Linked DNA regions of Mus musculus: all the other regions are linked to region 1. A link is a loop called in an ENCODE intact Hi-C map of the cell type or tissue named here. Cell type or tissue: left cerebral cortex. All regions are shown on one strand. Links, peaks and the distances in the headings refer to the core of each region. The heading gives the core; the rest is flanking DNA. Region 1 holds the start of Ralyl (RALY RNA binding protein-like). Region 2 overlaps Ralyl (RALY RNA binding protein-like). Region 3 overlaps Ralyl (RALY RNA binding protein-like). Region 4 overlaps Ralyl (RALY RNA binding protein-like). Region 5 overlaps Ralyl (RALY RNA binding protein-like). Region 6 overlaps Ralyl (RALY RNA binding protein-like). Region 7 has its middle 230 kb from the start of Ralyl.

Evidence for each region. Hi-C counts contacts between places; a loop is a spot of excess contacts. Peaks named below come from ENCODE experiments on the same cell type or tissue, not always from the same donor. Only the 100,000 strongest peaks of a DNase experiment are listed, where the experiment ranks them.
Region 2: a loop joins it to region 1, with 2.3 times the contacts of the local background. A loop is called at or near these places in 5 of 42 quality-filtered maps.
Region 3: a loop joins it to region 1, with 5 times the contacts of the local background. A loop is called at or near these places in 4 of 42 quality-filtered maps.
Region 4: a loop joins it to region 1, with 4 times the contacts of the local background. A loop is called at or near these places in 5 of 42 quality-filtered maps.
Region 5: a loop joins it to region 1, with 2.3 times the contacts of the local background. A loop is called at or near these places in 3 of 42 quality-filtered maps.
Region 6: it touches region 1 in a loop (2.8-fold over the local background); 3 of 42 quality-filtered maps call a loop at or near these places.
Region 7: it touches region 1 in a loop (6-fold over the local background); 4 of 42 quality-filtered maps call a loop at or near these places.

What each region holds. Positions count from the first base shown.
Region 1 is chr3:13,468,123-13,472,706 of GRCm38, forward strand. It overlaps Ralyl (RALY RNA binding protein-like), which reads left to right and starts at 3,533. Exons shown (of 9, transcript NM_001357033.1): 1 at 3,533-4,584. Gm2464 (a long non-coding RNA gene) reads right to left here and starts at 3,707. Exons shown (of 2, transcript XR_003954437.1): 1 at 3,275-3,707; 2 at 2,317-2,760. In left cerebral cortex, for the core only: a CTCF peak has its summit at 2,673; DNase peaks (open chromatin) are centred at 1,520, 2,644, 3,526 and 4,093; H3K4me3 peaks cover 2,101 bases; H3K27ac peaks cover 1,763 bases.
Region 2 is chr3:13,722,468-13,727,051 of GRCm38, forward strand. All of the region lies in intron 1 of Ralyl (RALY RNA binding protein-like), which reads left to right. Among named protein-coding and RNA genes, the nearest start is that of 4930539N22Rik, 72 kb to the left of the region's middle. In left cerebral cortex, for the core only: a CTCF peak has its summit at 2,169 (motif pointing left); a DNase peak (open chromatin) is centred at 3,280.
Region 3 is chr3:13,731,608-13,736,191 of GRCm38, forward strand. The region is part of intron 1 of Ralyl (RALY RNA binding protein-like); the gene reads left to right. Among named protein-coding and RNA genes, the nearest start is that of 4930539N22Rik, 81 kb to the left of the region's middle. In left cerebral cortex, for the core only: no CTCF peak of the experiment used is centred there; DNase peaks (open chromatin) are centred at 1,883 and 3,106.
Region 4 is chr3:13,863,901-13,868,484 of GRCm38, forward strand. All of the region lies in intron 2 of Ralyl (RALY RNA binding protein-like), which reads left to right. Among named protein-coding and RNA genes, the nearest start is that of Gm41998, 68 kb to the right of the region's middle. In left cerebral cortex, for the core only: a CTCF peak has its summit at 2,636 (motif pointing left); DNase peaks (open chromatin) are centred at 2,196 and 2,622; H3K4me3 peaks cover 702 bases; H3K27ac peaks cover 645 bases.
Region 5 is chr3:13,648,274-13,652,857 of GRCm38, forward strand. All of the region lies in intron 1 of Ralyl (RALY RNA binding protein-like), which reads left to right. 4930539N22Rik (RIKEN cDNA 4930539N22 gene) reads right to left here. Exons shown (of 4, transcript NR_040598.1): 1 at 4,557-4,584. Among named protein-coding and RNA genes, the nearest start is that of 4930539N22Rik, 2.3 kb to the right of the region's middle. In left cerebral cortex, for the core only: no CTCF peak of the experiment used is centred there; a DNase peak (open chromatin) is centred at 1,843; H3K27ac peaks cover 285 bases.
Region 6 is chr3:13,637,332-13,641,915 of GRCm38, forward strand. All of the region lies in intron 1 of Ralyl (RALY RNA binding protein-like), which reads left to right. The region is part of intron 1 of 4930539N22Rik (RIKEN cDNA 4930539N22 gene); the gene reads right to left. Among named protein-coding and RNA genes, the nearest start is that of 4930539N22Rik, 13 kb to the right of the region's middle. In left cerebral cortex, for the core only: no CTCF peak of the experiment used is centred there; DNase peaks (open chromatin) are centred at 2,814 and 3,623.
Region 7 is chr3:13,240,214-13,244,797 of GRCm38, forward strand. No RefSeq gene overlaps it. Among named protein-coding and RNA genes, the nearest start is that of Ralyl, 230 kb to the right of the region's middle. In left cerebral cortex, for the core only: no CTCF peak of the experiment used is centred there; DNase peaks (open chromatin) are centred at 2,528 and 3,490; H3K27ac peaks cover 270 bases.

The DNA of each region.
Region 1 (4,584 bases), core at 411-4,410:
CACTAGTTTTTACATGTACTTTCTTAGTAGCAATAAACATACTTATTCACTTAATATGTAAATACATAAATTACAACAATTTGGCTTATTTTCTTATGTGTATTTCTGAATGTCTTTGTATTCTATAAGCTGATTTATGTGCAGAGTAAGATATTTAGAACAAAATCACACATAAATCTTGACATCTCTTCCTGTGCTGGTTTGCTTCTGCTGTATTGTACGTGTTTACATATCACCTGGTCACCCGGTTCAACTGGATGGAATGCCTTGCTATTGGTGTTGTAGTTCCTTCGGATAGGAATATGGAGACACATACAAAACACCATCAAATCTTGGAACAAATGTTGACTAGTAGCAACAGAACCCATAATGAGGAAAAATAATGAAAAGTTAAGACGAATAAATTTGTAAGAATTTGGCAATTCCAATCAACATTTTTTTTTAAAGTGACTTAAGGGCATTGGGTATAAGCTTGTCTACTTAAAACCATATTATTATATAGTACATCATTTCCAACTGTCTATATTCATATGTTGGTGCCCATAAATATTTCATATGTCTTGAATATCTTCTGACAAAAAGGTTGAAATTGCACAGCACAGATTTCAAAATAGAGTTTTCCTCTAGCATCATCATTTAGTGGTCTCATCTTAAATTTGGTACACTTCATACTTGCATGCGCTGCATGAATGACTGCAGAGCACAATCAGAAGAGTCGTTTGTCTATTCAAACCTCCAGAATCTTCTGTGGTTAACCATGGAGGACGATGTGCTCAGAGCAGGATGGCACAGGCACATCTTTTGAAGAGGTCTGTTTACTTAGATGCTTTTTGCTTATGAAACCTTTAACCACTATTTTCTCCGTTTAAAAATGTACTTGACTTGTGCTTTTTGCTACTGTGTTTTTTATTAATCTTATATTTTAAATGTTTATGCCCTTCTTGTTTTGTTTTACATAATCAAAATATCAATATAGTTATATGAGCTATGACTGTAATTGTGGGTGAGTACAGCTTAGTTAGTTCCACAATATTCTTAGAATATGCTGAATTTAAGAAAAACAGGTTTCTGTTAAGAGGTATCAACAACAGCAATTGAGAATTCACTTCTTTCATGTAGCATTTGAAGTACCTTATCCTACCTGTAAGACCAGATTTAAGTCTGGCCCAACAACATCTCTCTTGTGCAATAGCAATAGAATCTTTCACAAATGACTTAAACTCTGGTTTTGTTTTCCTAAATATTTAAAATGAGGATAATAATGCTTTTGTCACAGAGCTCTATAAGAATTAAATGATAATCTTGGCTTTTTAAATGCTGTTCCTTTGATCTGAATTTTTTTAATCCTGTTTTTAATGTGGTGGTGAAACCTAAAAGAGGGAGAATGCCATCTTGGAAGTAAAGAGGAGTGGAATATTTTAAGCACTGGGCTGCAATTATGTAAGTAATGGAAGAAATGCAAGGAGGATATTGATGGCTTGCTTTTCCTCAGCAGAGCTGCATTAAACATAAAGGGGAGTCATTTTATTGAATAATAAAAGACTGACAATCACTGTGATTGGCTGGTGGCCATTACTGCAGTGCAATTCTAAACAGCTTGTTTTTCAAAGTTCTTCTTGAATAACTCTCTAAACCCAGACATTGCCTGGCCTGATATGAAGCTCCAAAACTCATTCTTAAAGTGAAGTTGCTCACAGTCCAACATCTCTGTAAATGATGGAAAAGATGTTCATTGGAACTGACTTCTCTTTAATGTATTTTGATCTGGATATTCTTATGGAAGATGTAACAAACTCGGGTTTAAGTAGCATAATTCATGAGACATGAAAGAAAAGGGCCATGTTTGGAGGGATCTATTAAAAATCAAAATAAAACAAAAATGAAGATCAAGAAGGTCTTATCACAACCCACATTTTCTCTGAGTTATCCAGAGGAAAAGTCAGCAGCTTCTCAACAGAACTTAAGGCTCCTGGTGTTCTGGACTCCACTTTGATGCACCCATCTGTCTCTATCAGTATTTCACATCCTATCTGGGAAGTGTGTATAATAAGTGAGTTTAGTTGGCAATTTTCCAAGACACATATTTAATGATTTTTCAGGGCTATTTTAAATATCTCTTATCTAAATTGTGACTTAGTACTTTATTTGATCAATGAGTTTTGCCAAGAATGTTGTAGAAGCATTTGCTTTTGGAGCCCTCCGTAATGAATGCATACTTCAATGTTGAAACTATCCAGGTTAGACTCCATCCAAAGCAGAGATTTTATTTTCAACGTGGACGATGGAAAGAGTGGCATAAAGATCAGAGTAGCAACATGAGAGACAACAAACTGTATTTATTTTTTATTTTATAATACAGACGTTGGCAACTAATTTAGTGCAAACCACATTCAAAGCAATACAGAGAAACGGGTTTGATAGAATAGTTTATGAAAGATGAAGAAAAATTAATTCATTGCAGAGCCCAGAAAGCTGATTCTGCAACAGGCAGCAGTAGAAGAATCCCAAAGCAGTCAGTGATTGGCTGATGGCATCTTTGTTCCAGGGACAGGCATCCCTCAGCAGATGCTTGGTGAACTCCTTGTTTCTTCCACCTTCCAAAGCACTGCTCAGCCGCCTGGCTTGTAGCTGATCTTTGGCAGCCTTCTAGTGAGTGGTGCACATCTCCCCCTCTCGACCGTCGCCAGGTGCCTGCTGCCGGGCAAACACTCACACAATGGACTCACTTGTCTGCCTCGATCCTCTCCTTGGACTTGCAGCCTGAGAAAACAACTTGCAAGAGTGAGAAGGACCCTGCCTGGAGCTTGGACTACAGAGCCTTCCAGACAGGTCAAAGCTGGTGCTCAAGCAGACAAAACAAACAATGCCTGGCCCAGGAAAGAATAAATTATCCACGTTCACAACCCCGCCCAGCATCATGCAACAAGCAAACGAAAATCTGGGATGGGATTTTTCCAAATAAAAGATTTTTTAAAATCTTTTGAATGGGGGAACACCCCAAGACAGCCAAAAAAAGAAAAAAAGGATTAATGTTGGCTTTGCAGTGACAACGCCCCCCCCCCCAAAAAAAAAAAAAAAAAAAAAACGCACTGCACGAATCCAGGTTCTCAGAGAACCACAAGGTGGAAAACGGACCTGGGGGAGGAAGTGACATGGGCAAAGCAATCTAGAAGAAATGGGAGCCCCAAGATCAAATGAATAAAATGATTGAGTTAAACCGGGTTTAAAGAGTGAAACTTGGGGAGAGGGACAAGAGCTCTCTGCAGGAAACTACCTGGAGATGAAAACCGAATAATAAGGAAGTGGCAAGCGGCAACTTTGCAGTGGGCAGCAAGTTGTGTGCCCTCTGATGCCTCCGCTGAACATCCCTGAGCTGTTCTTCTTTGGCGGAGCGCCCGCAGCATCAGCACCAGCGGCAGTACCAGCAGCGGCAGAGGCGGCGGCGGCGGCGGCGGCGGCGGCAGCTGCGCGCCTCCGGCCCGCCCCGCGCGGTCCCCGCTAGCCCGCGCCCTGCCCGTCTGCGTGTGCGTGTGCGTGCGCTCAGCCCAGCGTGAGCGGCACCTGCTAGTCCGGGCTCGCCGAGGAGGCCGCCTCGCCGGGCTCTCACCGCCGCGCCCGCCCGAGCGGCTCAGAGGGCTTCGAGGGCTCCGAGGTCGCCCAGCAGCCGCGGTGGCCCCGCTGCCTGCAAGTCCGCCTGGCTCCGAGTCACGTGTCAGTGCCCGAGGCAGAGACTGAGAAAAAAACGCGCTTCATTCCTTCTTCCACCGCCATACTGTATTTTCCTAAATCTCATTTTTATTCCAACATTTTACTCCCGCTCGGTGAGTACCTACTCAGTGGCATTCTTGTCCTATTCTTTTTTTTTTCCTTTTTTTTGTTTTTGTTTTTGTTTTTTTTTTTTCTTCTTCTTCTTCTTCTTTTTCTTCCCACTTCTTTGATTATTGTTTGTATTTGGGAAAGCTGACGAGCATAGTCTTAAGCCTTTTCCTCAATCAAGTTTTCCTAGCATGCGATGGTTCTCTAGACAAGGCGCTGTGTCTGGGAGTCCGCGGCAGCGGTGCTCTCTGCGAGCGGCTCCCAAGTCCAGCAAAATGTGCAACTGGTTTTATGGAAAAAGCGTTGTGAAGTATGGTGCCTATTTTTTTCCCTTTGTAAAGATAAGAAAGCATGTTTCTAACTCTTTTTTACGTACTCTTTTTCCGATTGCATTTTTGTGTAGGTGGGATTTTCCAGCAGTGTTCACAAGTTTGTCGTCTTGCAATTCGATTCGCACCACTGAGCAAAGACATTAATTTTGCATTTTTATGACCTTTTTGGAAGCCTGTGAGAAATATTTCGTTTTTTCCCCTCCTGTTTTTGATATCAGTTGATAACATGAAACTTTTCTTGCAGCTAGTTAAAGGGATTATTTTTAAGCAGTTGCTTTTTTTCCTCCTTTACATTAACTATTACTTTTGCATATTTGACTTTTTTATTTAAAAAACCCGAGATAATTTTATGATAGATATCCTGATATCTATATTATCCCTTCTTCCTCCTTCTCCCCTCCCCGTAAATCAATTTTCAAATGATGGCAGTGGAAGG
Region 2 (4,584 bases), core at 227-4,226, 250 kb after region 1:
AGATTTACATATGCCTACTGGTTCTTACATGAGAGTCCCCTCACCTCCTACTTGGTTGAAAATGGACACGTTTTAAAAATTTTTTATTTGTTATTTTATTTATTTAAATTTCAAATGCTATCCCCCTTCCTGGTTTCCTCTCAGAAAACCCCTATCCTACTTCCCTCCCATTCCCCCTGCTTCTATGAGGGGTCCTTCCCCACCCACCCACCTACTCCTGCCTCATCGCCCTAGCATTCCCCTATGCTAGGGCATCAAGCTTACACAGGACCAAGGGAATTTCCTCTCATTGATGCCAGATAAGGTAAGATGCTCTGCTACATATGCATGGTTCCCTCCATGTGTATTGTTTGGTTGGTGGTATAGTACCTGGGAGTTCTGGGGGGTCTAATTGGTTGATATTATTGTTCTTCCTATAGGGTTGCAAACCCATTCAGCTCCATCAGTCCTTCCCCTAACTTCTCCACTGGGGTCCAGGTGCTCACTACTCAGTCCAGTGGTTGGCTGCAAGCATCTGCATCTGTATCAGTAAGGCTCTGGCAGAGCCTCTCAGGAGACATCCATATCAGGCTCCTGTCAAGAGTACTTCTAGGCATCAGCAATAGTGACTGGGTTTGGGGGCTGCATATGGGATGAATCCCCCTTGAGTTCTCCCAGAGCACATCTTTCTTCTTGAATCCTGTCTGGTCGGCTCTGAGACAAGCAAATGACTCAAATTCATGAAGAATTTTCAGATGTTTAGATACAGAATATTTTGTTTTGTTTTGTTTTTGTTTTTGTTTGTCTCTCCACAAACATATTTAATACTTTACCTGACTCATTTTTGATGTAGATATAGATATGAGATGTTTCGCATGGTTCTTAATTCTGCCTTTGTAAGTAAAATAGCACACGTGTGGTTATGAACTGGACCTTCATGGCCATTGCAGTCACTCTGGAAGAGTGAGCATGACTGAAGCATATTTGTTGTGTAGTTATGCCTTAGTCCTGACTAGTGGAGAACCATCCTTCTTGAAAAGGTAAAAGGAGTGGAATTTTATGCTTCATCTCAAGTGTGGATATGAATGCTAGATGAATAATCATTCAATTCTATCAATTGCATTTATTCACCTATGTTATTCCCTGGAGGCAAGAAGGAAACAGGAAAGATGTAAGTAGAAGAAACAAAAATGCTTTGGTGATTGCTCAGCATTAGCAACACCGGAGAGATGAGCAAACGGAGGAGAGAGGATGATAACCATATAACAAAATAACTTCAAGGGACAATTCAATAGTGCCAAACAATTCGATTAGATAAAGATGGAAATGCTCTTTATTTTTGGCAGCATGAACTTACATAGATATTGATTATGAGGCCTTTATAGGTGGGTGGATCCATGGTAACGAATGCATACTGCACTTCAGGAAAACTTAGTTTAGAAAGAAATGTATAGGTATACTCATTAGCTAAAATGTAGATCAATGGGTTGGAAAGGAATGAAGCACCTTAAAAGGAGTTAATTTTATTAAGGAAACAAAAAGTATATGTAATATGGAATATTTTTACAATATCCACACAAAATGAAAAGTATTTGCTTTTTGGAGCCAGGCGGTGGTGGCGCATGTCTTGAATCCCAGCACTTCAGAGGCAGAGGCAGGTGAATTTCTGAGTTCACGGCCAGCCTGGTCTACAGAGTGAGTTCCAGGACAGCCAGGACTGCACAGAGAAACCCTGTCTTGAAACAAACAAACAAACAAAACAAAACAACAACAACAACAAATAATTTGCTTTTTGTTGAAAACTGCCAAAAGCTGGGCACTGACATACTGAGTTCTTGGGTTATCCCATTAACTCTCACAGTCTTGCTGAAAGATAACTCAAAATGTTTGTTTTACAAATGAGGGATACTTAGCTTTCAGAAACACAATATCATTCAGAAAAAAACCTTTAATTCATTTTCTTTCTGTGCATCACAGTGCTAGCTTTGGAAAAATACATCATTAAGGATATTTTTAGAAAGATAAATTGTAAAGAAGCTTTGACAATCCATACTTTATATTATTTTGGATTTTGTATCAATAAGAATTGTATTATAAAATAATGCCTTTCAGAATAAAATTTATTTCACTTTATTTAGTTCTGATATGTTCACATTAATTGAAACCCATGGGCTCCCTCTTGTGACAAGTCTAAATTTGTGGCAAACTAAATATATCTCTGTGACTTTTCAGTTATTCAGAAATAATAGTGTGTATATAATAGAAAAATTTTAACTATTACTTAATTAAAGATTTGTTCAGAGGGCCCATATTTGATCACTGAGTCTAATTTATTTGTAATAAGGAATCCATTGAATTTCAACTTGTATGGGAATGTGAAAAAGAATGATTTTGGTTTTACCTTTTCATGATTTCTGTGTGTTATTACATATTTCTGAAATGTCTACAAAATATTTGTCCTTGTAAAGTTTGGGTTGTACTGTTATGACCTCTTACTGTCATTATGGGACCAAACTTCATGGGGAGTTTCTTGAGAAAAAATTATATTCAAACAATAGCAGTCTTTTGTCCTACATCCTGGTTTTTCATTCTCAGTGTTTTCTGGCTGTTTGCAAGTACAGATCAATGCGCTGTGTATACATGGGAGTAGAGTGCTAGGAAGTTTTCAAAGTTTGAATATTGATATGTTGGGAATTATGACACATTCATAGACATTTTCCACATAAAGTATTAACTTTTAAAATACTTTTTCTTTTAAACTCAGTTCAACTTTCACATCTAGTTAGTAGACAATTTATGAGCAGAGAGCAAATACATAAAACTATTCGGTTTGTAGAATATATTAACCCATGGTCAAGCTGTGTTATCCTATGGCCAAAATAGAATATGTCATTTTATATCCAAATCTTGGGAAGTTAATTCCTTGTGCATTAGGGCACTAGTTGAGGGTGCATTTCATTTGTATCTGATTTGTGGCATCATTTTAGCCTTGCTAAGTAAAAATACTCAAAAGAATATCAAAGAAAAACTACTGTTTCTTTCTCAATTCACCAGTTTCTGCTTTCAAATTTAGAAGGACTACCCCTGACAGAGTGAGCATCTTGGGCTATGTATGCTTCCTGCCTCTCCGTGCAAGGTCCACATCCCAGGCTTTCTTCCTTTGCAGCAGGTGTCAGGGCCAGGCTCAGCTCCTCTTTGTCTTTGCTTTGTATCGTTTCCTAGGAAACTCATGATGCTTAGCCATAATAGGGACTGTGTTTTCCCCAGTGTTGTACAGTCATTAAAATTTCTGCAACATATGGTTGGCTAGTCGGAGGCGACAGCGGGAGAGCATGCACTGGGCTTCGACAACTCTTAGATTTTTCTTGCTGGTCTCATTGATTACAAAGTGGTATTTCAGGAGGTTGAAAATTAATTCCTAAGATAACTTTGCCTGTTCTAAACATCCTTTTTTTCTTCTTCTTCTTCTTCTTCTTCTTTCAGTTAGTCACCATTTTAATGCCAGGGTGATCATAAGCCAGGGACTGAGCTTCCTCCTCAAACGTAAGTGTGGAGGTCTTTAGAGGAATAGCTACTTCTGCAGGCAGCAGGAAAAGGAGATGAACCAAGACCCTAGTGATTTCTAGGAATACAATCCTCTTTCAGAGTTGCTTGTAAAACTTCTTTGGTGTTCTCCTAGTGTGCCTTGATGGCTCTGTCCATTCTTCCACCATAAGTGTCCCTGCTGATTCTCTGCCAAATCTTAGGGGCCTAATAAAGCCTGTCCTCTCTTTAACAGTTAAATGTGTGTACACAGTGCTTCCAGAGCTGGCTCTTTGGCTCAGCAGCCAGAAACGTTTTTTCTCTCCCTAAGTGATTCTAAATTTGAAACTCTGACCTTAGTCCCTGGTTGTTAAGATTCAAATATCAGTGTATATTCAAATGGCAGGTGTTTAAATGAAACCCAGCTGAGCACAAGTGGTAGACATAATTTCATCTCTTTCTGTGTCATGTACTGTCTCACTTAAAAGAGTTGAATTTTTTTTTTTTGCATTTTGTGTAGTATTTTGAATTTGTGCAAAATAGGATAATTCAATATGTGGAAGTGTCCCCTGGCAGTATGTTCATGTACCTGGGTTATCTGTCTTGCCTCACTCTGTGTGACATTGATCATACTGTACAACAAATACCTAAATCCCTGTGACAGCCGCACATCAAGGACATGTCCCACTCTTCCTACCCCAGGGCATAGGCTGATGTCTACACTCTCAGAAGGCATTTAGTAAAATAATGATGTTTAAGATTGTTTAAGATATAAAAGGTCCTAGAGGTGTTTTAATTGACACATATAATTATAAATGATAGCAACTGGCCTAGAATATATTACTTTACCCTAGCTGTATTATTGAATTTTGTAAAACAACTACAGGAAATATTTAATATGACTCTGATGCAGTTTGTACACATATGTTCAGGAATTATTGCTAGAAAGATGACTGCTGTAAAAGGCCTGGGAGACTAGGAAACTTTTGACAGGGGAAATCAGAAGTGTGCAGTCCAGTGAAGAATTAAGCTACGGGGAGTAATAATATGGGCTGATGCACTCAATATAGCAGTAATGCCCTC
Region 3 (4,584 bases), core at 322-4,321, 260 kb after region 1:
AAAATGCTCTAAGTTACTTGTATTTTCGAATTTCTAGGAAAAAATACAAGAATTTGTTGGATGCTGAGGAATTTTACTCATATCCAAGTGCTATGTCATTATGTAGTTAAAAGGAAAATTAAACAGCCTAATATGATAGAAAATACGCCAAGATAATTTTTCCTATTTCCTTATGTTTATCTTCTTAAACATTTAAAATGTAGTTCTTTATTAAGCATGCAGTTCAGTTATTCAGTTTTTCTTTCCAAACAATGCTAGGTTAACAAGAATTGAACTGATTCTAAAGCCAATCTCCATATCATTTTATCTGTTCTACAAGTTTCATATCAACATGAAAATTTCATTTTCCCCAAACTGACTTACATCCCTGTTTACCTAAGATCCATTCATCTATTCTGATTTCTTATTTTCCCATTCTGTTCCTGTCTGTCTTACATACCGCTTATGCTGCAAGAACCACTAACTGATCCTCTGTGTTCTCTGAGAGTGAATAGCTAAAACTCTTCCTTCAGAACTCAGATCAAACATGCTTTCATTCTTTTTGTATAGCATTTTAGAGAACTCTTTGTTCTTAGCAAACAATTTATTTTTTAAAACACGGGGAGACAAAGACCAGTGAAGCAAAGAGAAATATTTAGTTCCCTGAAACAGGCTGTGTGAGATATTGTTCCTGAGTGCTTAGCACAAATATTGACTCATTGCAGACTCTCAAAGAGCTTTGAATACAGTAATGAATGGTCTTTCAAGTTCCAATCATACATCTGATTGGAGCTCTGTATTAATGAACTAATTCAATACAGTATCCAATCAGGCAGGCAGTACGAGCCCGTAATATGAATACTGTAGAGACTGAGTCTAAAGAAAGAGAATATTTGAGACTATTTGTATTCATGTCTCCATTTTCCCAAAGAAAAGGCAAAATGATATTGTGTCCTGATGTTTTCACAATCAGTAAGCAGCATTAAATGCAGTATCAAGCCTGGTTCTAGACATCTGCCTAGAGTACACACTTTTGATTCATAAGTTCCATTCTCTGATTATTAATTATGAAAGATTATTAATTATGAAAGCAGTAGATTAATTAATTTGCATCAAATAGAACACTGAGTGGATGCATTTTCCTGGGCATGTATTCTGTATATACTATGTTTATTGAGTTAGAAAATAGTAACTTTCCACTGTTTCCCAGTAACTAGAACTTTATAAATGGTGACTTTATAATGGATAGTGTATATTCTGATGTTATGACTGAGAGCCTTAAGAGCTGAATATATTTCTAGTCCCTATTTGTTCTCTGTTAGCTAAACTTGTTTTAAATTGTCATTCTTCACTATGTAGGTTTATAATCCTAGCAAAAGCATCACTGTATGTTTTGTGGAACATAATGGTTGTCCTGCAAGGACATTCAATGATGGGATGCCTTGAGCATCAATACATTTGTTTCTCAAACTGTAAAACTTATTAAAAACAAAGGGACTAATATGAAATTTAAAGTATCTGTTGTTTTTTATCCAGAAGATGCAAATGCTTATATAAAAATATATAATTCTATGGACTATAAAAAAGGTAATAAAAAATCTAATTCTTTTCTGTTTTTAATGGTCAAAAGCAACAGTAACATATGTGGAATTATAGTTTTTGTCATTCCAAATAGAAGACTAAATGTACACATTAGAAGTTGCATTTTCTCTGCATTAATAAGAGTAGTAAGAGCTTTCCCTTCACCACTAACTGATGGAGCAGTGACTCAGAGACCAGAGAAGCAGTTTCATAGGCTGTCATCTCTCTCCATAGTCACATTTGTAACCACAGCTATAATAAAAACTGTTGAATTTCCAAAATCTTTGGGAGCTAGGAGTGATTTTCCTTGCTGTGTTTTCCCCAGAACTCTCTTCTCCTACCTTTAAACTGTGAGTGGGTCTCACTCTCCAATTACCCAAAGAGTTCCAAGCACACACAGAACTTTATTTTGTAGCATTCCAGACAGGATATAATTAACAGTCCCACATTTAGAAGCACTTCATAAAATGAGAAGCACAAGTATTGTACTGTATAATATAATGGTAAACCTATATAATACCTACTGTTTCTTTAAATGTGATTGCATCCATTTCCTCTTATTTCATTATTCACTTGTGGAAATTGTTCACTTATTGCTAATTTCTAATGACTTTATTTTCAATTTTAATCCAAGTCTTTTTATTACTACTGACTCAAATTTCTTAGCAAATATAATTATGATTCTTCAATAATTTACTGACTATAAACACATAGGGGGAAAGCTATATTAAAAGCAATCTTTTCCATTCCATTATTATTTTAAATCATCGAGGAAAGCTTATTAATTTTGACTAAATACTTATATAGCAAAATTATAGGGGCAACTGCCAATGCAAGAGGTAATAATTAAGCTTGGTTCAAATGTTTCTTGTTGATAAGAAAAATATTTTGCTAGTACTCAGAAGTTACTTGAAGACATTTAGCACTTACTTAATTCTACTTATTTGTACATGGAAGTACAATAAATGTGGACAAAAGAAGTGATTTTATAACTCACCATAGATGCTATGATTATATTTTATGAAGGAGATAGACCATCTAGAAGGAGTAGTTAAATTGGACAGACAACACTCTAAGAAAGCTTTTGAGAAAATATTCCATGAGTTCTTTCTCAAAGTGCTCAAAGTCTTCACTGAGTAGCCAGGAAAGTAAATGGGATGGTCAAGAAATTGATAATTAGTTAATTGCCATAAGCACAGCAGTTAGGAGGCACCAATGCATGTTTATAAGCTACCATTTGATACGGACAGACATACTTACCAGAGGCATGGGTCAAAGCATTAAAGCCACGGTAAGGTATGTAGAGTAGCCTATCTTAAAAAGGCAAATGGTCAGGGAAGGATTTTCAACAAGATCAACATTTTCCATTTTAGTGTTCTTTGTTGTAGAGAATTGGGGTACAGATGGTAAACGGTTTCGCTCTGAGGAATGGGAACTTGTAGAGAAGGCAGTGGGTTGAGAGAATCCTCTCCTCAATGGCTTCTATTTAATCTATAAATAAAGTGCTAACATCATGTCCTATGGATGAGGAAGAAGGGGGTGTCATAGAGTGTTTAAAGCAAGTGATGAAGACATAAATGCCATCTGTGGGGAAACTGAACAAAGCAAATGTCTTAAGGAGTGATTGCTGGCTGTGCTGACTTCCCTGTTCATGTTGTGGGGGCTCAACCTTACATGGTTTTATTCTTTGATTTGATTCACAGAAAAATTCCATGCCCTAAAGCATAGAAAGCATGCTTTCTGGGAAGATTTGAAGCACAGGTTTTATAAGACAAGAAAGGGGGTTTTTGGAAATGGTTGAACTAACCAGTACCCCCAGAGCTCATGTCTCTAGCTGCATATGTAGCAGAAGATGGCCTAGTTGGCCATCTTTGGGAAGAGAGGCCCCTTGGTATTGCAAACTTTATATGCTCCAGTACAGGGGAAAATCAGGGCCAAGAAGTGGGAGTGGGTGGGTAGGGGAACAGGCAGGGAAGGGTATAGGGAACTTTTGGGATAGCATTTGAAATGTAAATAAAGAAAATATCTAATAAAAAAAGAAAAACAGGTTAAAAAAAGAAATGATGAGTCATGAGATCTTGGCTGCATACAGGATAAAATTAAGATGGGATGGAGGGAATAGATTAGGAATTCAAATCCTGCAAATCCTAGCAGTGTGGGATATGCATAGAGAAGCAAAGGGTGCAAGCTGACAGGACTGAGGGGCCATGAAAGGAAATTCTTTATTTCATTTTTTGAGACATTGCCAAGTACAAGGAAAGACCAAGAATATCACCTGAAATAAATTTGAGAAAATTGGTGAAATTTAAATGATCAGTAACTTCAAAGAACACCCCATTTTATTTTTATTTCCTAGAAATTAATTCTCCTAGACATGGTGTTTGTAATAGAAGCATAGTAAAATGGTACTTTCATGTACAGGTAGTAAGACTGCATTGCAAAATATTATTTCTCTTTGATAAAAAGAAGTTTGAATGTACAAGTGAATAAGAATGATTCTTGGACAAATATACTATAAATTTCATTGCTAAAGGGCGATTTAAAATCCACAGCTAAACATCTTATTCTCAGATAAAACTAGAAATACCATTCCCTTAAATGTGGAAATTTGAAGTTCTTTGTAATAATAAAGAAAAAGTTAGGATATTCTATAGTAACATTAATTTTAAGCAAAAAAAAGAAACAGATTTTCCCACTAAGAATTTCTGTCTATATTACAAATCTCTTCACAGTACAAAATTAAAAGAATATTCTAAGAAAAAAAAAACTACAGAAGTGCTCTAATGAACAATGAGAGTCATCACATAATTCACAGCAAGGAAAAATAGACACCTTTACAATTGGAATGTAATTGAAAATAAATAAATAATTTAGATGATGTATCAGGAAAACTATTCTGGCCTTACATTTACTGCTTATAGAATCTTAAATTTCAGGAATAAATTGTGCTAGGTCTACTGGAATATGACTGTTTTCAACTAGTTTATGAATTTATTAAATATATAGTCATGTGAAAGATTGCAA
Region 4 (4,584 bases), core at 371-4,370, 400 kb after region 1:
GAGGAAGAGAAAAGAATAAAAGGAGGGGAGGGAAGGGAAGAGACAACACAGAAATAGAGCTTACCTTAGAAGAATTATTAAACAGATCCAATATCTGTCTAACTCTACTCCTGCTGCTAAAGTGAGGGAAATAAATCCCTAGTAATTTTGGGTAGTTAAAAGGATTTTCTGTCCTTTGCTATTGAACAAAAATGTAAACAACAAAATGTGTGTATAATCTACTGATGCTGCTCTCGTCTTCTTGCTCTTGAGCTGTTCTCAGTCTGGCCTTTTATACTAATTGACTGATTAATTTCCTTTGTGTTACATAATGGTATTGATTTAAATAATGGAATTTCCCAGGATTTTTTTCTTTTCCTTTTACATTGTCTTTTATATTCAATTTTCTAGCATTTTAGCTCCAAAATAGCTTGTTCATTTCCTTGTCAACATAACCATGCAGTTCCACAGTAAAATCACCTTCACTGTATAGCATAGGATTTAAATATTAAACCTGTACTTTGGGGCTTTCCTATTGAACTCTGTATAAATGACACCCAACAACCACTCAACTTCAAAACGTTCAGTATTTGCCATTTTTTGTGCTCATTTGCCCTAGTCAGGTATCTAATTTCAGACATCTCCACACTTTTCGTTTTTCTTTCTGGAAGGATGAAATTTTTTTTGTGGTCTGTAATAACCCTGAGTCTGATTTTTTCCTTCCTTGTAGCACTGCAGGCTCTTAATAGATCTCTATACCTCAATTCCTTGCAATGAATTGCCTCATGCCATTTGATTCTCCTACATGGTTATCTATGGTGTTTCTCTAACAGTAACACTTCGATGCCACTTGTCCAGGAAGATTGTTTCAGAATTTTCCAGAGCTTTTTAGATTTAATGACAACTTTCAATAGGACATTTGTACAGTTCAACTTCGTTATCAAATGTATTCTTTCTCTAAGTACCCCCAAATCTTCTTTTATTTACATTTATCTGGTGAAGAGATAGCAATTGAACATATGATGTGTGTAAAAAATCAGGCTAATAATTTTGGATTATCAGCATCACACTTGCCTGTTCATACAGTCAGGGGAGGCAATAGATAGACAGATAGATAGATAGATAGATAGATAGATAGATAGATAGATAGATAGATAGATAGATAGATATCTTACATAATTTTCCCTTTTCCATCTTTCCCTCAACCCTTCCATGTGCTCTCTCAAAATCATGGTATATTTTTCTTCAATTATTATTGTGTTACATATATTTATAAGTGCATAAATATATAAATTAAGCCTGATCATTTATGCAGTGTTGCTTGTATGCATATGATTTAAAGGTTGATCACTCAGATTGAAAACATTTTAAATATCTCATCCCTATGAATGGCTAACTCTCCTCATCATCAGTCCTCAGTTGCCCTTATTTCTTTGTCTCTGAGTGGGGCTACTTAAGATTCCTAGCAAATGAACATCATTTCAAAGAGATACAGTCTCACAGCATACTTCCTGGTCCTCTAAATCTTATATTATCTTCTGCATCTTCCAAGATGTATCCTAAGCCTGCCTTCCTTCCTTCCTTCTTTCCTTCCTTCCTTCCTTCCTTCCTTCCTTCCTTCCTTCCTTCCTTCCTTCCTTCCTTCCTTTCCCTTACCTCCCTCCTTCACTTCCTCCCTCTGTCTGTCCTTCCCTTCTTCGTTTTAACTTTTTAATAAAAGTGTTAACCTCTACCTGGACTTTTCTACTTATTTGGTTATAATTTATGAACATAAAATAAATAACTGAATAACACTTTGGAAACAAGGAATTAAATGAAGAAGTTACTCAACTTCTTCCTCCTTTAAGGGTTTTTTTTTTTTTTTTTTATCAATTGGAAATGAGATGAACGATTCTACTTTTGTAAATGAGCTTCTCCTAATGGTTTTACAACTGTCATTAAAGCTGCTCAGATAACTAAAGATAGTGATTCTATGCCTTGTTTACAATAACATTTTATTTTAAGTTGCTTGAAAATAAGATGTCATTGATATCATGTGGCTTATAAGCAGCCAATGCAGGATCTCTATTTTCGGCATTCTTATATTTACTTTAATTGATCCTGAGTCTTGTCTATATATGCAACACACAGCAGGTAGCACATGACATCAGTAGATCCAAGATTATTCCTGATGCAACTGTGAGGTTTGCGTGAAATACACCGATGGCCATCTGTATGCCTACGGCCAAAAATAGACTCTTCCCTCACAGCTGCTGCCTTCGGAGCCAGTTTTTCTTAGAAATATTGCTACTTACTTCTAATTTGCATATCGGAATTTAAAAAAATTATCCAAATATATTGTAAATATAGAAAGGTGTTCCACGTACTTTATGAAATTATTCTCTCTAAAGTTGTAATATAATATATCTTAATGGTGTTGTTTCCCCACTATTCTTTTTCCCTATCTTAGCTTCATATCGATTTGAAATCCATCGATGTGTCACATTTAGGATTTGTTACCCAGGGAAACTTAACTGTCAGACTCCCTGTTCTCTTTTAAGTGATGAAGAATGCTCTGTAGTTTTTACTTATTATTTGTGATAGATGAAGTGACACAGTGAGGGAGTGCCAGAAGGCCAGAGGGGAATCTCTGCAAAGCACTTTGGTGCCATCGTGTGGTGAAACTGAGATATTGGACATGACAGTGGGTCTTTGGCTTGTCTCTTCTTTTTGCACACAGGTTTTGTTACATTGCCTTTCTAAAACCCACTATGCTTGGTGTGTGATTTCTTAAGAATAAAGTAAATATGAGACATTTATGTGAAGATACTTTAATTTTCAACCAAAGTTCAATTATTCACCCTCACTTTTCTCCTCCCTTTCTCCTGTTCCTTCTCCATTCTTTCCTTTCTAATGGGAAATAGGAGAATAAGAACAAATGTGTAAGACTTTCAGTGACTGGATTCTGTGAGCTAAACCATTAATTTTATCAGAATTTTTATATAAAGCATAACTGCAGGCCTGGGTACATCTCTAAGTATACAGGCATCATTGCTTTATATTTATTTATAACATGAATGAGTCTCTTAGGGAAATTTTATAGAAATTCACAAAAATGTTACTTTAATCCTCTATAAATCCTCTGTGAGCCTGTGAACACATAGTTACTACTTTGCACCCTAGTCATTGTATTTGTCAGCATCAGGAACAACATGACCATCATCATTATCACCATCATCATAATCATCACTGTATGCATATTATGTGTTCTTACTCCTTCAATAATATCCTGCTCATCCCTTTCTCTCTCCCTCCTTCCCTCCCTTTCTCTCTCCCTCTCTTCCTACCTCCCTCTATCCCTCCTTCCTTCCCACTCATGGAAAAATGCTCTGTGAATCATTTGCTGTCTGTAATTTGCCTGCTTCTCATATCTATCAACTTACAGCCCTGTGCAGACTACCACATATAACTATTTGTGTTCACCTGAGCTCTGCTCATCTTTCATATATTTTTAAACTATATTGTGCAGAATTTTGCCTGAAGTCTCAGCTTTGTTCTTTGCTATTCTCCCAGTTTCATTGTTCCAAGTCAAAGTTTGTCATGTTGGAGGCATGCTCTGAAGTTCTCAGGTTACAGACAAACCTATTCTCCATCTCAAAAGTGTTCGTTCAACTGGTATTAACCTAAAACACAAGTTCTACATTGCAGAGGAACATGCCCCTGAATTGGCTTCATACTTAAGACTGCCATCTGTAGGATTTATGGACAAGCATGTACTCCTTAAACAAGCCAACCTCACATGGGCATCTCTTCCCCACATATCGCTCAGCACACATCTGTCCCAGGTTAGCCCACATCTGGTTTGTTTCCTGGTCTGTGTCATATTCAGCTTGTATTTACTTTCCTAGTCCCAGAATACTTTTGTACTCCCTTACATATAAAATAACTCTGCTTTGTTATTTTTTAAAGCTTGTCTTTTACCAAAATTCCTCTGGTAAATTGACCATCAGTGGAATTTATTAACTTTCTCCACTATAGACAGAGAATAAACAATCACCTAGCTATTTGAGAAAGAATATGCTATATTTACTACTGACATTGCTCTTGTGAATAACCTCTAGATTTATTGCTTGATTGCTTGTATCTCCAGTCATAAAAGTAGTAATGGCTGAGGGTATTTTTGTATAATCCTTAATTTATAAACATAGGATGTAGTTTTTAAAGCCAAATGCTATACTATGCATTCTAATATAAAGAAGGTGACATAATGCTCCTATTAATTTAATTGAATACTAGCTGTTTCAATCATCCCTTAGATGCCAACATGTTCAATTTTTTCCAGAAGTAATTCCAGATATAAGAATATTTTCACTGCATGTTCACACTTTAAAGTGGATTTTTCAGTGCACATGTTTATCCAACCTGATCTTAATGGCCAGTGATTTCTATGCAGATCTCTGATAGTGTGCAGGTAAGAGGTGCTGATATGGCGTTTTAAGTTTTACATCCAGAGTACAAATACTATCATTAATAAAGAGTAAGATATTGTAAACACACATGCTTAAAATTATCCCATGGCTTACAATTATCCCAGTCTGTGATATGGGGACATATTCAGAGTTTAAG
Region 5 (4,584 bases), core at 315-4,314, 180 kb after region 1:
CACAGGGAGAGAAAAAGGATTAGGAATGCTCTTGGCAAAGTGACTTTACTTAAATTTCAAGAAATATTTCTTAGTGTTAAAGGTCATTGTACATTAGAAACTGACTGGAAGCATTTACTGGGTGAAGCTGTGGGACTTTTAGAAATTTTTAAAATGTAAAATTCACATTATTATTTTTTATGAAAGTAAGATGTTTTCATATACTAAATTCTTTATTTTTAGTTTTTTTATTAATCATTTTACTCATTCACATTTCAAATGATATTCAAATGATTTCCTGGTTACCCCTCCACAAACATCCATCCCCCTCCCCTTACTCCTCCTGAACCAACCAACGTCACCACCCACCCAAATCCACAGTCTTTTTTTTTTTCCGCTCTCATTAAAATACAAAAAGGCAAATAATAATAATAATAATGTTAAAACAAGCAAAAAATGCACAGAATAAATAAACATAAAACTAAAATAACACATACCAAGTGCAAAAAGCATTCATCTGCACACACATAAACTCATAAAAGCAAATTCAGAATACAAAATATATGAGCAAAAGTTCTACAAGGGAAAAATAAAGTCCAGATAATGAATTTTGAGACAAACAAATGTATAAATGCCTTTGAGAGTGTTGTTGTTATTGTTGCTGCTGTTGTTGTTGTTATTGTTGTTGTTTTTGCTAGGCATGGAGCCTGGCCTTAAGTATGGTTTGCATACCCAGTGAGACTGTTGAAGAAATCTAATTTTTCCTTTGTAAGCAATCATCAATGGAAATAGCTTCTGGGCTAAGTAAGGGCATTTGTGACTAATAGAATACCTTTTGACTTCCCCAGGGAAGTATTTGTCTTGCCTGCAGGTTCAGGTGTGGGGATGAATTAGATCCATTGCATTATCAAGGCATACACCTGAAGAGGACTATAGCATTGGATAGTTCTTACTGTGTTATTTAGAGAGTCAGATTTTTGAGTTAGTTTTTGTAGCAGTGAATTAGAGATAATATATTACCTTATATTTGACAACTTTTTAATCATGAGAAAGAGAAAAGCTGAAAAGGATAAAATGTGAGTGCTTTGCTCTATCAATCAGTAGTGTGTTGGGGCTGGAGAGATGGCTCAGGAGTTAAGAATACTTGCTGTTCTAGTGGAGGAGTTGGGTTGAGTTCTGTTCACCCACAAAGCGGCTCCTAACTATCTATTGCTCCGTTTCCAGGAGGTCTAATGCCATCTTCTGATATGCATAGGCACCCGGTACCCACATGGTATACAGATATATATATATATATATATATATATATATATATATATATATATATATGACAAATACCCATATACATTAAAAAATAAATAAGAAACTTCAAAATGGAGCACTATGTTTGAAGGTAGACAATTTCCCTTCACTCTAGAAGTGCAATGAGTTGCATTGTACGATAGGCATTGACACCAGAGAACTTTGAATACTTACTATGCTGCTATCCAAAGATGTTTATATTTATTGTAATTTGAAAATGAGTTCAAAATATTGATTATGTCTTCATTTGAATAATTAAGTTCATTTCACATAAGCTTCTGTTGACAGTTTGTCCTGGAATGTGCAATCACAATGATGTAGGTTTGATGTTTAAGTCATGTAGCGTTTACTTCAACAGCATTTATTTATTCCCACTTTTGGCTGTTCTGGAAATGAGACAGCCAGTATCCACCTCAGTGCCACTGAGAAGCAGGGAGCTGGGAAGTGACTCAAAAGCATGCACCAGAGGCACTGGGAGAAATTAGACAGAAAGTGATGTAGGACATCAGAGCTGAGCTCAGTGGCAAGGAGGGCATGATGAGTCAGGACTGCAAATACTCTACTAACATACCCTCTATAGCAAAGAAGCCTTTGAAACAGTGGATGGCTACATTTTCTCCCCCAATGATGTAACTATTACCCAAGTTTAAAATGGAGTGCAGAAGCAGGTCAGAATGAATCACTCTCACAAGGCAAACGTAAAGGGAAGCAGAAATCAAAAGCTGGAGTTGGAGGGCATTCTAAGTCTGCAGAATACTGTGTTTTTAGAATAGTCAATCAAATCAACTAGAAGTGTTAAAAAAAAAAAGGAATGCTGCAACAAATAGGTGAGAAAGTCGAGATAATTGTGAGGCTCCTGCAGCAACATGATGAAAAACCACCACCCTGTACGCTGGGGTGAGACAAATGTGTGCTTATTCTCATATTCTAGCTGTGAATCTTATCTGCAAAAGCTAATGATAATTCTTACTTTCTAGCTTGTCAGACTACAATACTGAGGAATTACTGTGTTTGATTCTTAGTAGAGATACATTGTAGCCTCTCTTGCTTGTTGGGCTAAGTTTTCAGGAGAGGGGGAGTCTGTCAAGCATGGAGCCATTGTATCCTTCCTTTTTTCATTCTCTTAAGTATTTACTGAAGTCACACGGAATGGCAGAGTACCAAAGAGAGAGGATGACATCAGTACATTATAAAGCTTATACTCCCTGACTGTGATATATACTTAGTGTAGCATCCTTAGTGACTGATTCCATCCAGCAGCTTATTAGCAGGGTGAAACAGAGAGGGAGACATCAAAATCCTTGGGAGTTAAAAATAGGAAGTTCTTGGAGACTCTGAAAAGGTTTTTATTGGGCTCATTACAGTTTCATCTATCCAGAAATATCTTATTTGTTTCCTCCATCTATTTTCTTATCTTTGACTATCACTCCAGCCAGTTCAACAGGATATTACATACTTTCTTATAACAGTTGAAGTAGGAAAAGAAACCACTGATTTAGACTGAGATATTCATTATTGTATTAATATTCATGGGGCTGTAGGAGATTTTGAACAGAGATGATTAAAAGTGCAGGAAGAATTGTATAAAACTCATAACGTAAAGAGTCTAGAGAGGAGAATGTGAGGAAGTTCTCTGAGAAGTGGTGAGCTCTTTTGCTGTTGTTGAGCAAGCACAAGATACATCATTGAAGAGCAGGGCAAAGAGCAAATAAAGAAAAAATGACTTGGACCCATGTGAGAAACAGCAGCCTATGAGGATAGATTTTTGCTGAGGAGCACAAATCCAAATCCACTCTTTGCCTCTCAATGTGTTAGATCCAGTGATTCTAGGCATTGAAAATAAAGAAGGAAGGAAGGAAGGAAGGGATAGAGGGAGGGAGGGAGGGAGGGAGGGAGGGAGGGAGGGAGGGAGGGAGGGAGGGAGGGAGGGAGGGAGGAAGAGGTACTGGACTCGCACAGGGATTTACTGCTGCACCTGCCTTTGCACAGCTTTTATTTTTCACCTCCCTAAATCTGAGATTTGGACTGGGATGAGAACAGAACAAACACCAGCAGGGTCCTGAGGTCCTTCTTTCCATGGAGAACCACATTCAAGAGCCATGTTTCCTACTCTGTTATATAGATTTGGGGAGGTTTTGCTGGTGGAGTCTTCAGCTTTAAAAACAGAAATTTGTAATACCACTCTCTTAGCTCTTTAAGAGTTCAGGATAGGCATACATACAGAGAAATACTTTGCTTTGTGTAAAAGTTTCAGTATTTTAATGAAGTTGCATATAGTATGTTATTTGTTATAACTTTGTTGGAGGTATCTATATCAATGCATTTTCTTTATTTTTAACTCATGTAAGACAATCTGCTGAAAGAATGCCATTAAAATAAAAAGTGCATCTATTTCTTGAAATTAACTAAAATGTCTAGCAGCTAAATAAATTAGAAGATAAAATGACTGATTTCAGACCCCTGGACAAGGGATTGATGCACATATTTTGCATATCAAAACAGACCTGGCCTTCAGGTTCTCCCAGCATCTCTCAGTCCCTATCTGGCTTACCCTGTCTTCAACCCTGGTCTTTAAAGCTCAGGAGCTGAGCTGCCCTTCACCCAGTGGCATTTCCCTATATAATTCAGTGCTCTCTCTCTTTTCTCTCTCTCTCTCTCTCTCTCTCTCTCTCTCTCTCTCTCTCTCTCTCTCTCTCTCTCTCTCTTTCTCTCTCTCTCTCCATTCCTCGTCCTCCTCATCCTCCTCGTCCTCCTTGTCCTCGTCTCGTCGCCCTCATTGTCGTCGTCCTCCTCCTCCTCCTCCTCTTCTTTTTCTTCTTCTCCTCCCCCTCCCCCTCCCCCTCCCCCTCCTCCTCCTCCCCCCCCTCCTCCTCCTACCCCCTCCTCCTCCTCCTCCTCCTTCTTCTTTTTCTTCTTCTTTTCTCTCTGTGTATGTCCTTTCTCTCTTTCTCTCTCCCTTTTCTACTACTCCTTACCCTATTGATGACTCCCATAGCCTCAATCCTTGGTACCAGTGATCCAAACACAGAGCAAAACTACCTGACAATCATGATGGCTAGGTTGTCTATTCTCTGCAGGATGTCTTAGGTTATCTCTGTGTACTTTGATCCTGCTATTGTAGTCAAGCTGGCTGATGCTAAGGGTGGTTGTCATAAGATGTTTGCTCAAGCAGACCTTGTGGTTCCTGCAGATTTCACCAGAAGTGCACTTTTTAAAATACTAACTTGCTCACCAGTATGAAAATTCCCCAAGCTTCCTGTAACCACAATAAATACCTTGACCCTCTAGACTCAGGCTCTCTGA
Region 6 (4,584 bases), core at 386-4,385, 170 kb after region 1:
TCCCAACTACACATCATTCTTCTTTAAAACAAACAAACAAACAAACAAACAAAAACAACAACAACAACAAATGAATGCTGCCTTTGTGTGCATTGGGATGTGTCCAGACATTGCAGCATACCCCTAAAGAAAACTGCCTCTCCCAACCCCAGCATCCATCAAATGTCACTTTCAACTCAGAAGTGGGGCTCACGTCCTCCGCCAGCACACATGTGAGCATTTCTCTTTGCTTTATCTTATGCAGGACTTTGCAGGCATCCTCACCTGCTCTAAGTTTGTAAGTAAGGAGCTCCTGTCATGACAAATAAAAGCACTGTTCAGCTCTGGACTTCCTTGACTTCCTGATCTTATAACCCTTGCCCTAATCTGAGATATTTTCTATATGCCTTGATGTGGAAAAGTATGGTATAGATGTCCCTCCAGGGGCTGAGCACTCCATAGAGGTTTATTTTAAACCTGAACTCTGTAATAAGGGAATCTTTATTTTAAAAATTGATCAATGATAGATTATTTTGACAGAATTCATGAGTTCTGAAGCACAAGAGGATATTTATAGTCCTTGGAGATGTAGAAATTCTATTCTACTGTATTGGTAATGAGTTGGCATTTGAAATATATCTACAATATCCTTAGAATGGACTGACTGGCTGTTTCTGAATGCAGCCTGTTTCAGCTTTGGCCTCTTAACGGTCTCTCATGATATGAATCTCTTGTTCACCAGTTCTGTCAGCTTTTTTTCTTTTTTTCTTTTCATTTGATTTGTCGTGCGTAAGGTAGCCATTTTGGACTTCATTGCTATTTGTATCCATTAGATAATAGGAATCAGATCTTCACAACTTCATCCAAAGTTCTACAAACTAAAGCCAATAGTACATCTGATACCACAGTGATACCACAGTGTTTAGACTCATGCACTGTCTCCTACATTTGTAAGAGTCTTTTGTTATTTAAATACACTGATTAAATTTGCAGTTTATGTAAAAAAATTATTTAATCTCCTAGAGACTGAATGGGAAGGGAGTGAGCACTTGAAAGGTGACCTAAAGAAGTTAATTTCACAGCATGAAGTAATTGTTAATTTCAGGAGAGATATGTGTATAAGTGTGATTCTCACCCACAGAGGAGATTGTGCATGTGAGAGCTTGCTTCTTTGACCTTAAAGCAAGTTAAATTGAGAAAGCTACCCAATTAGGGAAATGTTATCTACTAATATATTTTAAATTTGATTATTTCCTTATTCATGGGACTATTGGAAGATCCTCCCATTTCTAATTTATTATTCCATTTCTAATCTTACAAACACCATCTTAAATTCTAAAGAAGAGGTCCCTCCTATTTTTTCAGTTAGATATTTTGTTTTCTGTTTATAACCTTACTATTCAGAACGTCTGAAAAACCAAGATGCCTTCTACAAGTGACCTTTCATGTTGCACACATTTCATTTTAAAAATAGGGCTTCCTGATCTCCATGACAGGGACAACAGGGTAACCTGGAAGAGTCCTTGTGAGGATCCAGTACCAATGGTGTAGCCGAAGCCTTGTCCCAGACCAATGACTCATTACAATGAACATTTGCAAGTGAAGCTGTGTCGACAGAGAGCTATACTGTGGGGCACACAGTGACACGCACTGCAGCACACTACTGGCAGTTTCTATGCTTTGTTTTGTTTAATTTGTACTTCTTTCTTTCTTTCTTTCTTTCTTTCTTTCTTTCTTTCTTTCTTGTGAGGTGGTTGCAAAAGCAGAGGGAAGATAGAGGGGATGGGCAGATGACAGGGACTAGGGTTCATGATGTGAAACTCACAAAGAATCAATCAGCCCAACTTGGGATCCATCTTAGGCATGGCTAGGCACCAAGGCCTGACACTATTACTGATACTATGATGTGCTTACAGATATAAGCCTTGCATGGCTTTCCTCTGAGAGACTCTACCTACAGTTGACCAAGACAGATGCAGATACTTACTTACATGCAACCATTAAACTGAAGTTGGGAACCCCTATAGCTGAATTAGGAGAAGGATTGAAAAAGCTGAAGGAGAGGGCTACCCCATAGGAAGACCATCAGTTTCAATGTACCTGAATCTTGGGAGCTTCCAGAGACTGTTCCACCAACCAAGCAGCAGCAAACAGTCAACCAGGCTCTCTGAGGTCCACAAATACATAAATAGCAGAGGACTGTGTGGTTTAGCCTCAGGGGGAGAAGATGTGCCTACTACTTTAGAGACTTGAGGCCCCAGGGAAGGGGATGCCTGGTGGAGGAGCACCCTCTCAGATTCAAGGGGGAGGAGGAATAGGATGAGGGACTGTGGAAAGGGGAACCAGAGGAGAGCAACTGCTGATATGTAAGCTAATAAAATAATTAAAAAAAAGAATTCCACCATAAAAAATAGAAAAAAAATAGAACTTTTCTTAGTAATGAATAAAAAAAATAATAGTGAGAGTTAGTAAATGGCAGAAAAACATTTAAAGGCACTTTAAAATTCAAATACAACATACAAATAAAATTAGAGTGTATAAATTGACACTTTATGTGCTTTTTGTGATACATAAATTGTTGGTAGTACTTTATTCCACATCTTAAAGATAGAAAATTGAGTATAAAATTTTAAAATAATTTCTCTAGTAGCAGGTAGTCAAAACTATATAAATAGATCTACTTTGTATTTAAACTTTTTAAAAAACCCAAACTGCTGGCAGCACTGAAAGGGAACTGCTGCATGTTGTTGTAGAAAATGGAATGTGGCCAGCTGCCCATCAATGCATACTCTAGAACACGCAACCTGCTAGCTATGGTTGCAAAGCTCTGAATGAAGAATCTCCTACTGTTTAATGTTGTCTACTTCTTACAACCTACAGCTTAGATAATGAAATAGAGGTTTAGAATGTGAGTCATGTCTTCCTCATAAGCAGCAAGTCTAGCACCTAGACACATCCAACTAACTGGAAATGCCACACCTCTGAATTGTACAAACAGATTATATCTACTAGGGAAATAGTTTGAAATAAAAATCTTTCCACAAACCCAAAGCTGATACATTTCCAATTGCTTAGTCACCTGCTAGAATTTCCTGTAGTTTTTTAGGGTTTGTCAGCATCTGGGAGACATTTCACCCGTTTTGATTTTACAAAGGCAAGTAATTTGCTAAGCACACTCCTTAGTACATATAAGAACTGTTCTCCCAGGTTATTGTCATGAATTTGACAAGTGTTCATTTAGTGTGTACAATGTCTCAGACAGTCTTTTAAGTACTAGAGAATATAACGACCAAACTCTGGCTTGAGTTGAACTTCTGCAGTTTTTCTTTCATTATTTATTCTGTTCTAGTGATTCACTACCAGAACTGCTTTGATTTTATATGTATATTCCATCTACCTTCACTTATTCCTGCTACCTTTTGTACCCCTGTGGGATCAGTTGAGTTTGACTCATTTTCATTCCTCACATACCGCCTAACACACTAGTATTCCCAGGACACACACTGTTAAACTTTTCTCAGTCACAGACTTATGACAAACACTTCCCTAAAATCCATCTCTCTACTGAAATAGACTCCAGCTGTGACAATGTTTATAATTTCTCTGAAGCTGGAAATTTTCATCAGGTTTCTACTTTTAGAAATGCAAATCTGTGATTAATCAATGAGTCACTCTGAATGTATGATTCATTCCTTGGTTGTAGAGCATGCTAAGACACATTGCAAGGTGTGAAACTGAGGATGCTCTTCCTGGCTTATGGAAATGATGTCAATCTCTGGAAATGTGGGGTCAGGGCAGTTTCAGAGGGCTGAGAGTTTTTCCATGAACAGGTTTAACAGTGGTATGTAATGGTTTTACGAGCATGAGACTTTTATACAAGCCTCAATGAGAAACATAAATACTTTCATTCATATTTAGTAAAGGAAAAGGGCCATAAAGTATTTTTGGTATTTGTTTGATGTATGCATGTGTAATTCTCATGGGTGTGTGAACCCATGTATAGGATGATGTCCTGAGTGTGTACCTATGAAAGTCAGAGGTAAATCTTAGGTGTTTTCTTCTGTTACTACCCTAAATTTGAAACAGAATATCTTAACCCAACACAGAGGTTGCCATTTCTGGTAGATTGGCTGGCCATAAAGAGCAGGAATCCACGTGTCTGTTTCCCCATGCTGGGTTTGCAAACATGTGCCACCACACTCAACTTTTTAATGCTTTTATGTTTTTGTTGTTGTTTTGAGATATACATTCTGGTCTTCTTTCCCTACTTTACCTACTGATCTTTCTCCCCAATGTCCATTCCTGTAAGATATACTTTTTCCTATTTGAAAGCTATTGTGTAGCACCAACGAATATGAGATTCTAGGTTTTAAAATGCAGTCATGTTTGTCACTAGGTAGCCTGGTATGTTTTAAATTAAGAGAAACTTATTGACTAGTTATAGAAAAGGCTGTGTATAGGTCTTCATTTGCATGATTGAGGGGATTCCATATATAATAATTATTTTTAATTATATAATTTATATTAAATTTATATAATTTATATTTTATATAAATAATAGTAATTATTATAGATAATAATCATATGAACTTTGAAAACTATGTT
Region 7 (4,584 bases), core at 302-4,301, 230 kb before region 1:
AAGCTGGAGATTAGCACTGCAGGTAGACAAAGGTTTACTAAGGAAATCATTAGCAGAGAGCTTTGGATTTCTGTCTCCTGATACTAACTGAAAGAAAAAAATACATATGGATAAACTGATGGATTGATAGCTTTATTTCACACTGCAAAACCAGTCTCCAAACATAGATTTTAATTCAAAGGTATAGGAACTTATTTTGTTCTGTTGCTGTTATCAGCAGCTATTCCTGAAATCTGTGAGATAATACAGATTATTTTTTCTGATACATTTTAACTGATAAAATAATCATTTGCCATTCTTTTCTTAGTGAATTCAACTTATAGAATGCCTTACAAAATTAATTTGTCATGCATTAAATCACAGATTCTATTTAAGATAAACAAAATACAATGGTCTGAAACAAACAAACAAAAATCCTCTGTGAATTATTTAAAAACTTATTACAACTGACTTAAAAACCATTAGTACTTTGCAGTTCACTCAAGGCATCATAGATAGGATTCCTGCTTTTTAATACGATATTACTGCCTTTTAAAAAGAAGAACATAAAGCTCCATTCTGTCCTATCATTTGTATCTATATACATTCAATCATTCACATATACATACTGAAAGAACCTAGTGGGGAAACTCCCACTCAACTCCTGATTCAGCGTGCACCCAAGAATCACGAACAGAACACAACACCTTGATGTAACAACATAAGGTATTTTAATGGTGGAGCTCCGGGTTGAAACATATCTCACACAGGAGACAGTGGATTCGACCACGAGGCTTGAAAGCTAGGGGTTTTTATAGAAAAGGAGTGGGGCTGGGGGAGGAATTGGCGCGGTTTCACATGATTGGTCCATTTAAACATCAGCAGCCTGTTAACATTTAACTTAGGTCAGAGGGGTGGGAGGTAGGGAGGTGACATGACAGGCCTGCCAGGCCATGTCCTGGTCTGTTCTGCTATGTTCTCAGCCCCAGGTTTCAAAGCTCACAAACAACTCTTTGGGCTATTTGACATACATTACATGAATCACGGGTCTCAAGTTTTATTTCCTTTCAATACATGTATGTATATATACACAGTATGTTTACAAAATGGTAGAGAGTAGTTTTGACTGGCAAAGGAGCAGGTAGGCACCTACAATGATAGGACAATTTTCTTGGTATTCATGATGTGTTTGGAAGATTTTAAACATTAAATATGTACACTTGCTGTTATGTTTTATAAAAAAGAAAGAGGCTAGGGTATGTTTTGGTAGCGGACAGTATGGTGAGGTAGGATGGGTGCATCAGTGGACCTATGCTGAGGCATCCCTTCCCCCCGAGGTATCAGGCATACAGTGAGTATAGTAGGGAATAGAGTTTATTTAAGGCGTGGGACAGGGAGTTGTGAAGGGAGTATGGACAGAGAGAAAAAAATATGTGTCTGTGTGTGTGTGTGTGTGTGTGTGTGTGTGTGTATATATATATATATATATATATATATATATATATATATATAGAGAGAGAGAGAGAGAGAGAGAGAGAGAGAGACTCAGAGACAGAGACAGAGGCAAAGGACGAGGCCAGCCAGGTACATGTGAAAACAGAGAAAAGGAAGAGGAAAGAGGGAGAAAGATGTCTGGTATAGAATAGAGACAAAAATAATAAGAGTGTAAGCACAGAGGGGGCAAACAGCCCCTTTTATAGTAAGCCAGGCCTAACTGGCTGTGAAACCTACAAGGAATGCTAACATTTCTCCATTTTGGTTTAGTTAAAGGGAAACAAGAAAAAGGTGATGGTGAAGCAAAAATGGGGTTATCGAGATCTTTAGCTACTTCTTGCTGGCAGCAGTCAAGGCAATGGAGCAGTGGTTATCATACCACAATCTAGGTAGAAACTTGTCTTCTCAGAGACAGTGGGGGGTAAACTGTCAAAATTTACAAGCCATCGTCTATCATAATCAACTTAAACATTTAACGTTACATTTAGCAGATTTCTGACAATATTGAGAGATACTAAGCAAACCTGAGTTAGACAGTTTGTGTTTGTTTAATTACTTGTCTTGGATATATCTAGCAAATAATGAAAATACATTGTGATTTAATGACAGTAGTAAAATCAAGGCGAAACATAACATAAGGCAGTGGTGGTCTTTAATCTTTTCACTGTTGTTAATCTTTAATATTGAAATCATTATTTACCTTATTTTAATTGGAAAGTGCCTTTGGAGACACTTTCCAATTCAGCCTATCTTAAAGTGAGGAGGGAGTGATGTGTGAGCTGCCCATAACAAAGGGGATGGATGGTCACAGGACTACTCTTGTTAAGATGAAGCAGAAACAGCAGTTCTGCCTGAAAGACAGTCATGTCTCTTATATCTTACAATGGCAGAAGGAGCTAGGTATCTTAGAATGGAACAGCAGAAGTGTGACAGAGACAAACATAAAGACAAATCTAAGTAACATAGTGTGCGGAATGTGAGAAACATGGTGTGGCTTGACAGCAGGCAATGGCCACTAGAGTACAGAAGTGTAGGCAATGACTTGGAAAATGTATGCCAGTAAGGGGGCATGGACCTGGGAACAGATGGTAAGCCGTGGGAAAATGCAGGGGAGGGGAAACCTGACAGATCACTGGCAAGAGAGTTGTAAAAGTTTCCTTTTAAGGTACCAGTAAGTGACCATTTAGTGTTATTGCATTGTGAATAATGGGGCCAAATTTATCCTGTGAATTTAGAAGCATTTTAGACTGGGAGACATCTAAGTAGGGAGTCTAGGCGTTTTGGCAAAGGTATACCCTTCTGGGTGAGAGTAGAAGCTAGAGATTTGTCTATTCTGTACCCCCAAGGACAAATGCAATATTTAGAAATGACAGCAATGCCAGATCAGCAGGTCATCACAGGGTGAACTTGGAGGCTGAGCTCAGGGCCAGTGCCCTGAGAAGTTGAGGGATAACAGTTCATTCAGGCCTGGGGTTTTGAAGCAGCAAGTAAAGGAACCAACTCAGAGAAGAGGGGTGGTCTCAACTTAGGGAAAATGTCCTAGAGTGAAGGGTCATCAAGGCCAGTCATGAAGACTGTGAATGCTCTGTGGCTGCTAGCTCAATAGCCCTCCCCTGGGAGAAGAGGACATTTACAAATATATGCAATCCAATAGGGGAAGGAGTACACACACACACACACACACACACACACACACACACACACACACATACACAGAGAGAGACAGAGACAGAGACAGAGAGACAAAGAGACAAAGAGAGAGACAGAGTCAGAGAGACAGAGACAGAGACAGAGAGGGAGGGAGAAAGAAAGAAAGAAAGAAAGAAAGAAAGAAAGAAAGAAAGAAAGAAAGAAAGAAAGAAAGAAAGAAAGAAAGAAAGAAAGAAAGGAAATGAGAGAGAAGGAGGAGGAGGAGGAGTGGAGGAGCCAGGAACAAATGCGTTTTATATAAAGAATGATCCAAAGATATATTTTTTAGAGACAAATATGGAGAGGTAGGAGGCAGGCCAATGCTGAGGCGTCCCTTCTCCCTACAATGAGTATAATATAGAACAGGCTTTGATTGGAAGTTGGAAAGGGAGTAGAGGAGAAGATTGTCAGAGAGAATAAGAACACAGAGCAAGGGGAGGAAAAGCAGCCCCTTCTGCAGTAAGCCAGGCCTACCTGGATATTGCCAGGTAACTGTGAGATGAAGCCAAGAGAGAAAGCTAACACTTAACCAGGCAACAAGGCTTCTTCTGAGCCTGGCAGTGGTAGCGCACGCCTTTAATCCCAGCACTTGGGAGGCAGAGGCAGGCGGTTTTCTGAGTTCAAGGCCAGCCTGGTCTACAGAGTAAGTCTCAGGACAGCCAGGGCTACACAGAGAAACCCTGTCTCAAAAAACAAAACAAAACAACAACAAAAAAGAAAACAAACAAAAAAGGCTTCTTTAAGGCTCTTGCTATAGGAAAGAAAGGTTGACCTTCAACTCTGGAAAACCTAAAGGGAACATTTCAACATCAAGGTTAGGTGTGGAGGTTGTCAGTGTGATTTGTCCATCTGTATGTGAATATTGCCAGATTACCTGAGGTGGGCTTTTGTGTTCCAGAAGAGACTGGAATGTAATGGTTCTGCCATTCTGAAAACAACATTTTAATATGGTAGCTACCAGGCCTTGGCATGAAGATGCCTCGGATGTAGAACTGGTAACACATCAGTAAAAGATTTATACACCAGAGAAGAAGACAAAATGGAAGATGTCTTCTTTAAGTGCTCTAATAAAAGAAAGGCAAATCCCCCAGGAAGAACCTGTTATAAAGTGGAGCTGAGAATATGTCATTCTTAAAGCCAAATGATTAGCTGCACAGGTATCAAGGACCTGCTACAAAGATCATGTTCATGATGCAGCCACGGAGGATGAAAACAAATGGGTGCTAGGGTTCAAACTTTGGCTTTATCACTTACAATACAGAAGACTTTGAAAGAAAAAAAATAGTTACAGTGTTTCTTTCCAAGTAAATTCTTTACTTTACAAAATAAATAATCATATACATTCTCTTGACTATAGAAAAATCAGAGACAGTGATTGGAGAGGCTGCACTGGTAGAAAATTAGTTCCTAGTACCCACATAG